Linked DNA regions of Homo sapiens: region 2 is linked to region 1. The links are chromatin loops, found by intact Hi-C in ENCODE. Cell type or tissue: sigmoid colon. All regions are shown on one strand. Links, peaks and the distances in the headings refer to the core of each region. The heading gives the core; the rest is flanking DNA.

Evidence for each region. A loop is a pair of places that touch in the nucleus more often than their neighbours do. Peaks named below come from ENCODE experiments on the same cell type or tissue, not always from the same donor. Only the 100,000 strongest peaks of a DNase experiment are listed, where the experiment ranks them.
Region 2: it touches region 1 in a loop (2.7-fold over the local background); 1 of 110 quality-filtered maps calls a loop at or near these places.

Annotation. Positions count from the first base shown.
Region 1 is chr4:111,776,363-111,781,497 of GRCh38, forward strand. No RefSeq gene overlaps it. Among named protein-coding and RNA genes, the nearest start is that of LINC02945, 330 kb to the right of the region's middle. In sigmoid colon, for the core only: a CTCF peak has its summit at 2,399; no DNase peak of the experiment used is centred there.
Region 2 is chr4:111,686,888-111,692,022 of GRCh38, forward strand. No RefSeq gene overlaps it. Among named protein-coding and RNA genes, the nearest start is that of LINC02945, 420 kb to the right of the region's middle. In sigmoid colon, for the core only: no CTCF peak of the experiment used is centred there; a DNase peak (open chromatin) is centred at 2,494.

The DNA.
Region 1 (5,135 bases), core at 778-4,777:
AGTGACTCATACCACTGTCTTACCTCTATCCAAACCATGCAGTCAGGAAAGACTCTTAGGAAAGTATCTTTTTGGTTGTTTTATTAGCATAAAATATTATCTTCTTCCTTTGGCATTTTCTTCACAAACTCCTAATTTTATAGTTGTGGCATATTTTGAAAGCATTTAAAAGCATTGGGATATAATATTTTTTTTCAATGAGTAAATCACGTATGACCTTACCATATGTGAGAAAGCACTAATTTTGCTTCTATTTTTAGATATATGTTCAGGGTTTATCACTGACTTGCTGAATGAAAACTTTACCTTTGAAGACAGAGCCAAAGACATGCAATAATATAAAATGAGAAGATTGTACTCTTGCCTCTGACTCAGGGGACTGTGGTTTGTCTCTAGGTTTAAGACCAGAGGAGGACTGTGTGAGTCTTAAACCTCCCCAGCCCCCCACACTTAGCAATCTTTCTATGTATGGAACTTCCCACTATATTTAAACACATAGTCTGCAAGTTTGAAGGAGACCATGTGCAGCTCTAGAAATCAAGAGTAAGATTTAAAAGCCTTTTCTATAACACTGTAAATCTAATTCTTCCTTACTCCTAATTCCACAGTTTATGTACATACAGAAAATTTCCTTTTACCTTTCCTTCCTTCCATCTTTCCTTCCCTCCTTTCTTCTGTCCTGCCTTCATTCTTTCCTTCCTCTCTTCTGATTGTCATGAAGTTCTTGTGCTAGAGATCACCACTGAACTTTCTAGGACCATTCTGACTACGCCCCAGCATCTAGGAAGGTAGTGATGGGATAAACAGGAGGCTGGACATTCTTTGCGTTCTCCCTTGATTGATGGGGGTTATTGGATTGCTCGCATGCTCTTTACTTATTTAACATCCAAAAAGTCAACCACTATTAAAAGATATGTTTAATTAGATGTCAGTGAAGTAAGCTGAATTCATGCAGCCATAAATTTAAATTGGCAACTCTAACCTTAGGTTTCTTAAATGGTTTAGACAACTATTTTGTTCAGGCGGTAATGTTAGTACATGTTCTGTCTTACATTACTACTTCAAGACGAAAATGAGTACGAAATTTATTTTTTCCAGCATAGCCATAAATTCGTGGGGTTTTTTTATTTAAAAGCTTATGGAAAAAAATAGTCTCAGCATCCTGATTTATGTCATCTCTTTCACTCTCTCTCTCTCTCTCTCTCTCTCTCTCTCTCTCTCTCAGTTAAAAACTGATTGTCTGTTGTCTGTTTTTCCAGTAGCAGCATATCCTTACGGCATTTTTCCAGCCATAATAACAGTTTACAAGATGCTTTATTCAGAAGAACATAAATGAAATACATTCAGTTCCATCTTCCTTCTTTTATGTGTGCTACTGGATTTCTGCATTCCAGTTGGAACCACAGTAGCAAATGTGCTGAAAAATCAGTTTAAAAATCATTTTTTTCTCAATTGCCATTAATTTAGAAAATTCTGCTGCTAATTTTGGAAAATTGTAATTTAAATATTCAAGAAACCTGTAAAAGTGTTTTCTATTATACCTTATCATACATTATCATACGTTTGATCTACTTCACATTTCATTGACTGAAAAGGAATGATCTGTTATTCTTTATGTTGGTATTGTCTATTTGAGATACTTACCCTTAGTAAAAATGTAGCAAGAATGGCTAATTTGTGGGACCCAGAGCTAAATAAAAATAGGAGCCTCTTATTCAAAAGTTATTAAGAATTTCAAGACAGTTATAACAGAGCATTAAACCAAGCACTAGAGCTGAGTGCAGAGTCTTGTGTAGCAGCTCAGGTCAGACGCCTGTGGAAAGTGGCCCTGATGGGAGCATATTTCAGCTCCTTCTAAATCCTACACTCTGTAACCACATTTCCTGCCACTAATCTATCTAGGGATGCGCAAACCTCAAAAGGTGGGGATTTTTTATTTCTATTTCCAGGTATCAAGTAGATATGGGTTTTCACAAATGACTTTGGCTAGAAAACAAAGTTGTTTTTTTTTTAATGTTTCTTGAGCTTTGGGATTTCAGCCAGGTTGGTAAAAATCTCAGTAAGATTTTTCTAAGATAGAAGAATCCCAGTGCCCCATGTGAACATATTGGTGATGGGGGTCTGGGAGGGTAAAGCTCTCAGAGTTGGGATTTGCTCAGTTGGACTGCTTCCCTTATCTTTAAGTTCCATTAATTGATTTTGGTGAAGTGCAAATTTTTTGCTGAAGAGAGATAAATAGGATCCACACAATAATAGCATCAACTTTAACCAACAAGCCATGCAGTCATTGATTTAGTTAGTCTGGTAGTCATCAGTCAGCATTTTATTCCCTATGGGCAGCGCCTCCATGAAGAAGGTGGTCCAGAAAAGCAAAGAAGGGAAGAGAGTCCACAAGGCAAATGCTGCCATCTAGAGAGGCAGAGAGGAGAACATGCTGACAGTGGTAATTTTCCAAATAAAATTAGAACAAAAATAAAAACCCTTGTCAGGCAGTGAGTGTGAAAATTTCCCAAGAAGAGATCATCCCTTTGAAGAAATCAGCATTTCATTAAAAGGTGCCATTTGGAATCCATCTAATTTGAGATGAAAGATTATTCTGCTAATAATTCCACATCAGGGAACCTACCAAGAGATTTTTTGTTGTTGTTTAAGCAGGGACTTTTAAAGGTGATTTTCCTAAGGCTGAGTAAAATAACTGCATGACAGCTAATTGTTTGACCTGTCTAAAAAAGAAATGAGTGTGTAACTGTGTTTCTGTTTTACCTTGTTTAAACAAACAAAAAATAGCACAAGGAAGTTGAATTATCTGAAGTATACTGGTCAGTTTACCTCTTTTTTCATGATACCGTGCAAAGACATCCTGCTTGCTCTCTAAGAGGCTTTAAACAAGTAGGAATTGCAAAAATCAAGCAGAGGCACAACACAAACAGACGGCTAAAAAATACCTGAAAAATCAAGGGGAAAGACAGGGATCTAGCTTGTCTCCACATATTACATGTGCAGAAATTTAAACAACTCAATAAACAGCACATACTGAGATGGTAATGCCCTAATTTTTTCAGTTAGAAATGCCCAAAACATTTATAGTGACTCTTACTGGGGAATACATTGCCTAGATTACTGGACAATTGAATTCCCACTTAGGAAATATCCTAAATCATTTTACAATCAAAGCAGTATGAATGGAAGTAAGCTGTATAGTGTTGGGGTGTTTTTTTGTTTTGTTTTGAGACAGAGTCTCGCTCTGCTGTCCAGGCTGGAGTGCAGTGACGCCATTTTGGCTCACTGCAACCTCTGCCTCCCGGGTTCAGGTGATTCTTCTGCCTCAGCCTCCTGAGTAGCTGGGATTACAGGCGCCCGCCACTACGCCTGGCTACTTTTTGTATTTTTAGTGAAAATGGGGTTTCACCATGTTGGCCAGGCTGGTCAAGAACTCCTGACTTCAAGTGATCTGCCTGCCTCGGCTTCCCAAAGTACTGGAATTACAGCACTTTGTGAGCCACCGCACCTGGCCAATTGAAGTAAACTATACAGTTGTTTTTTTTTGTTTTTTTGGGTTTTTCTGGCTATTCAGAATTTGTCTATGTGAAAAGTTTTGAAATTTAATATTGTACTGTAAATTTCAAATTTTTATGAGCTATATACTTATCGCAAATATATTTTGATAGTATGTGTAAATATATGTAAACACAAGTATATTATGCTTATGTTCATAATTTTAAATTATTTAAAAATGTACAAATTGAGATCTGCCATTTAAATTTGTTTAAATAGAAGGGCTAATGTCTCTGCTTATCTAGTAATAAGAATAGCTATAATTATTTGAGTAATATTATAAGCATTATTCATTAATTTAGCAAATACTTATTAAGCACCTACTATACCTCAGGCACTATTATATGTGCTGGAGATGCAGTAGCGAACAAATATAGATGCATAGCTCAGTGTAAGCCTCATAATATCCCATAAGCCGTAAATGCTTCCCAATTTAGGGCAATTTGCCCAAAATCTTACTGCTTACTAGTGAGGGAGCAGATTTTGAATACAGTTTCTGCTTATTTATAAATCATATTTTTTATGCCACATTGTGTTGCCTCCCATATAGTAACGCCCTTTCTGCTCTGATGGAAGTTTTAAGAAATAAGTTTTTATTTTCAATGATTTGTGAAGCTGTAACAGGTGAATATCAGTATGGAACTTGGAAAGTTTATTATAGTTTGTTGAAAACACTTAAATTCTTCATAGGCAACATCACCAGTCATTACGAATTGCAAATCAAAACCACAATGAGGCTGGGCACAGTGGCTCACATCTGTAATCCCAGCACTTTGGGGGGCTGAGGCAGGTGGATCACTTGAGGTCAGGAGTTTGAGCCCAGCCTGACCAACATGGTGACCCTGTCTCTACTAAAAACACACAAAAAAAGTAGCTGGGCATGGTGACAGGCATCTGTAATCCCAGCTACTCAGGAGGCTGAAGCAGGAGAATTGCTTGAACATGAAAGCGGAAGTTGCAGTGAGCCAAGATCATGCCACTGCACTCCAGCCTGGGAAAAAGCATGAGACTGTCTCAAAAACAAAAACAAAAAAAAAACACACACACACACAATGAGAAACCACTTCACACCCAAAATCAAAAGTGTTGGTGAGGAAGTGGAGAAATTGGAACCCTCGTGCATTACTGGTGAATTGCGGAATTTAAAATAGTGAAGCTGCTGTGGAAAACAGTTTAGTGATTCTTCAAAAAGTCAAATATAGAATTACCAAAAAAAAAGAAAAAAAAAAGATTTAGCAATTCCACTCCTAGGAATATACCCAAAAGAACTGAAAGCAAGGACTCATACAGAAACTTTTACACCAATGTTCATAGCAGCATGATTCACAATAGCCTAAGGTGAAAACAAACCAAATGTCCATCAACAGATGTGTGCATAAACTAAGTGTGGCATAAACATACAATAAAATATTATCAGCCTTAAAAAAATGAAATCTGACACATGCTATGATACAGATGAACCTTAGAAACATTATGCAAGTGAAATAAGCACACACAAAAGGGCAAATATTGTGATTCTACTTAATGAGGTACCGAGAATAAATAAACTCATAGACACAGAAAGTAGGATAAAGGTTACT
Region 2 (5,135 bases), core at 719-4,718, 90 kb before region 1:
TGCACTCCATTTCCCTTGTCAGTAGATTAAGGGTTCGCTTCACTGAAGACCGCTGTAGTGCAAACAGTGGACCCTCACAACCCTCACACAGCCTTTCATCAGACCGAGGCTTCACAGCAGAAAGGCACTAAGAGCCTTGCTCAGGCGCAAAGAGCAGTGACAGACCCAAAGAGCAAGTTCCTCTTATTCTGCATCCTTCTGTCCTCTTCCATACGCTCTTGAATTATTTCTTAGGATTACTGCTTTAGGTAAAAAAGTGAAGCAAAACTCATGAAGAAGAGAATGAACAGGTAAATCAAATTTTATAAGAAAAATACCAACAACAAAATGCAACAAAATAAGAAAAAAATTGTTTTTACCACAAAGGACTGGTCACTCCAGTCCTGATAGGAGTTTTGATGTGGCATGAAGAGCTTCACTAGAAATACACGATCTATGTCCTAAAAGTTTGAATAAAACTATAGCAAATTAATCAATGTGGAGAATTTGTCTAAAAAAACTCAAACCCAGTGTTTGGGTTTTTTTTTTTCTATCAGTGTATCATACTATTGATAGAAAACAATAGTCTTTGTTTCTAGATATTTTATGGGCAATGTTGGAAATTATGGATATCATAAGAAACCTCATTAGAAGAATTCAAAATAAAATTCTGTGAAGAGTGATGAAGCTGGACATATTTTCATACATTCGTTAGCCATCTGGATTTGCCCGTCAACTAACAACAAAATAACATTTTTGCCCATTTTAGTATAGTTACGAATTTGTTAATTTTCAAGTTGAAGAGCTTTTGAAAATCTAGACATTAAATCTTTATCCATCATGAATTCAGAAGTTATTTTTCATTTTATAGAACATCTTTTGAGGTTATATTTTTCCATAAATTCAAAGAAGTATGAATGCAAATTTTTTTCATTAATTTCAGATTACCTGTTTTAAGTCTTTAAAGCACCTGGATAAGATAAATATTCACTTTGTTTCTTGTTTAATTTTTACATAAATACTTTAATCCATTAGGAATTTATTTTTGTGTATAATATCACATAGGTCCTCCATTTTATTTTCTTCCACATGGAGAACCAGTTGTATAGGTACTATTAAATACACCATAATTAAACTGATTGAATAAACCACTGAATTCAAAAAATACATTTATTATAAGTTTTTATATATAAGATATCAAATTTTTGTTCATCTGATTTTATTCCAATACTATACTAGAACAATCATACTAGCTTTGTTATATTTTAATTCCTTTAAAATAAGTTCCCTATCAATTTTTAAATAACTTTTAGCTAATTTCATATATCTAATCCTATCTGTAAATTCGATATTATTTTGGCCAATTCCAAACAAAATAACCATCCTGATTCTAATTCAATTGCATTTATGTCTATGTTAATTATGGAGGTAATTATGATATTGTTTTCTACTCAATAGAAATTTTGTTCTTTCATTTATTCAGTTCTCATTTTATTAGTTTAAAATATATTATATGTCTATTCACAATTTTCTGGTTAATTTCATTAGCCTTTTAAAAATCCTGTCAATAATATGCATAGCTCCATCTTTGGAGCAGAGAGTAGACCCTCTCTAGATACCAAATGTGCTGATATCTTGATCTTAAACTTCCCAGCCTCCAAAACTGTAAGCAGTAAATTTCTGTTGTTTATGAATTACCCAGTCTAGGGTGTTTTGTTACAGAAGCTCAAACGGACTAATAGAGGTCTCATAACATTTCTTTAAGTAAATATGTAGCCCCAGAGCCTTCATTTTAATCTGAGAGAGTTAGCTCCTTATGGTTTACTTTCCAGTTTCCCTCCAGCAATGTTTTTCACTTCTCGTTAGTACAAGGAAAAGATCAAGATCATTCAAAGATAACCCAACCTGGAAAAAAATGTAAATCAAAGAACAGAAGATTATTACTCACAACTTCTTTATACTATAAAGTACATAGTAAAAATATGAAATAAGTCAAATAGGTTCTCAGATTTGAGATATTAAAACACTGAATAGGCTGGAGAGAGATATTTAATATTGAAAAAAAAAACAAACTGAAGACAAAAGTTTGTTGTAGAATTAATAAGAAATAACCAAAATAGATGTTGCTCAAAAGTTAATGGGCATAAATAAAAGGTTTAAGATGTTCAACATAAATGCAGATGGGGAAGACCAAAATCTTAAAGAAACTAAAGAGAAGAAAATATACATAAAAGATAGATCAAAATGAGATGGAATGAGATGGAATAGAAATCCCAACAAATACATCATATCTCTGTAATGTTCTTTGCACAAAGTTACTTGAAATAAAAAACTGAATTTGCAATTAAAGAGCATATTGAAAAAACTGAAGCAGAATGTTCAGTCCTAGGTTAGCCATAAAACTTCAAGGATAAAGGATTACTCAGGCATCTAGATAAAGCAGTTCACCTACATGGATGGAAAAATCAAGCACATCTCAGGCTACTCCACAGAACTAGGCAGTGCCAGAAAACAGTTGCACAATGTTGACAAATGTGATGCAAGAATATAATGCCCAGCCAAGAAGTTATCCAAGTAAAAAGGCAACAGACAGATATTTTTAAACATGAAAAAAACTCAGGAAATGCAGCAGCCATAAATCAATGGCTAAAACTTCAAAGGACTCAATGGCAAAACCTAATCATTTAAGAAAGGAAGCTCAAGAGTGATTAATCATCACTGAATGTATCTACTGAAATTTACAATTTAAAAACAAATTTTTAACTCTAATTCCTGGTCTTTTTTAATGCTGCATTCAAATCTTCATAGATTCTCTTATTTTTTTTCTGTTGTTGCTGTCAAAATTATCTATCTCTACCTGTTTTCTGGCACTGCATGTTGTTACCACAGAGAAAATAAGGCCTTCCTGGTTTTCTTCTAAAGATTTTTCTTATTCTTTCTCTGCATGCTGAGCACCCATAAAGTGCACTTCTAGGTGAATTGCGTTTTCTGTTTGGAATCTTACAGTAAAGTTTAAATGGCTGTGGTTAGACAGAGCAGATCTGAGTCACTATCAAGTTTCCTTCATCTTTTATATAGCACAGAAGGAATCCAAAAGTTTCTATCTCCCCTTCACTGCAGAATCACCTGACATAGCCTTCTCTAAGAGCTGTCTGTTCATGAGAATGTCCACCAGGGAAGCTAAGAATAAGCTGCTACAGTACTTTAGGGCACAATAAATATATTATTAATGGGACTTGTTGCTGTCTTGACCTCCATTAGCCAGAAGTTTGATGATTTGCATGCCATCAGTTTTATGCTAAAACACCAAGAAGGAAGAAAAAAAAAAAAACTGAAGACAATTAGCCCCCTCCCAGTCCCTGGATAAGAAGAATATCAGCTAATTAGTGCATATTCTCTACTCTTCATTCATAGGCAGTAGTGTCTCCCAGGTCCTAGCAGGACCTTCCATGAGTACAGGGACAAGCCTTCCACAAGCATTTCAAAGATCACATAGGCAATGCTCTGCTTAAAATCATCAGTGTTCTGGTGCTCTCTCAAGCCTTTGTGCTACCTCAAGTCACCACGTGCAGCTTACAGGGAGATAAAGCCCTGTGCATACCCTCACCTTCCAGATTTTGGCATAGCACTAAGTTTTGCAATCATTCCCAAGCCTTAGCCACCTTCTGCCGCACTCAGCCGAAATAATTTGACTGTGGTTATGAGGGGAAGAAGTCAGAGATGTGTATTTTGTTAGTGTGGCAGTCATGAAAATGCACCACTCAGATCTCCTGCAGTGTGGAACGCAGTGGATGGAGAGCCTCCACTGCTGTGTCTGCCCCTGGATCCACCCGCTGTGTTTCCATGGAGGCCACACTTCCTACAGGCTACTTCTAGCAAATGACTAAGAATAGTGGAGGCACAAAAGTGGACTTTCCGGTGAAATTCAGGACTCTTTCAACGGGCATCTTTGGCTTAAGGACTCCTGATTGGCCTGGCCAGTCTGAGATTTCTCCTTCTCTCTCTTTTATCACAGATATCAGACCTGCATCTTCCCTTGGGGCAGGCAGTTAGAAGGATGAGGATGAAACCCTGTAAAACTGGTTACTTATAAACAACATTAACATTGACAACAAAGTTTACCAAAAAGACTACTGTATTGTCAACTGAAAGAAATTCTTTAACTTTAAGATACCAAACTTGGCCAAGTTATATTTTTCTCTATTATTTTATTCTGTAAGTTGGGATATTTTACAGGTGCGCAGGACAAAACACATGAACTTTTGCCTGTGGCTAAATGTGAAATAAGACTAATATTTAATAAAAATGAGGTAGAATTTTGAGTGTTTTATGCATATTAATTTATTTAACCTTTATAAAAACTTTATGAAATATTAAAATTATGGTTTCCATTCTGCATATGAAGAAAATGAGGCAGAGAAAGATAAAGTGATGTTTCAAGGCCACATGACAAGGAAGAAGCAGAGTTAGGATTCCACCCTAGAAACTCTGGCTCCTCAGATGGTAAGTTTTGCCATTGTGCCCTACTGTCTCTTCATATACTTTATGAATTGAAGAGGCCTCCTTTTTATATATTCGTGATATGCTCTGTGCTGTAGTTTTCCTTTAGAAACACCAGAACCCCCAAAACATGTACAGGTATTCTATCACTCAATAATTATTCAGCACCTAACATATGCCCAACATTCAGTCACTAGACATATAATGGTGTATTAGTCCATTTTCACACTGCTGATAAAGACATACCTCAGACTGGGAAATTTACAAAAGAAAGGGGTTTCACTGGACTCACAATCATGATGGAAGGCAAGGAGGAGCAAGTCATGTCTTACGTGGATGGCAGCAGGCAAACAGAGAACTTGTGCAGAGAAACGCCCATTTTTAAAACTGTAAGATCTCGTGAGACCCATTCACTATCATGAGAACAGCACGGGAAAGACACACCCCCATGATTCAATCATCTCCCACCAGGTCCCTCCCACAACATGTGGGAATTATGGGAGCTACAAGATGAGATTTGGGTGGGGATATAGAGCCAAACCATATCAAATGGTAAAAAAGGCAGGCAAGTTCTTTATTCTCAGTGGAGTTGTTAGTCCAGTGTCAAACCAGATGCATTATATAAATACAGGTTTCAAACAAGGCTATAAAGAAGG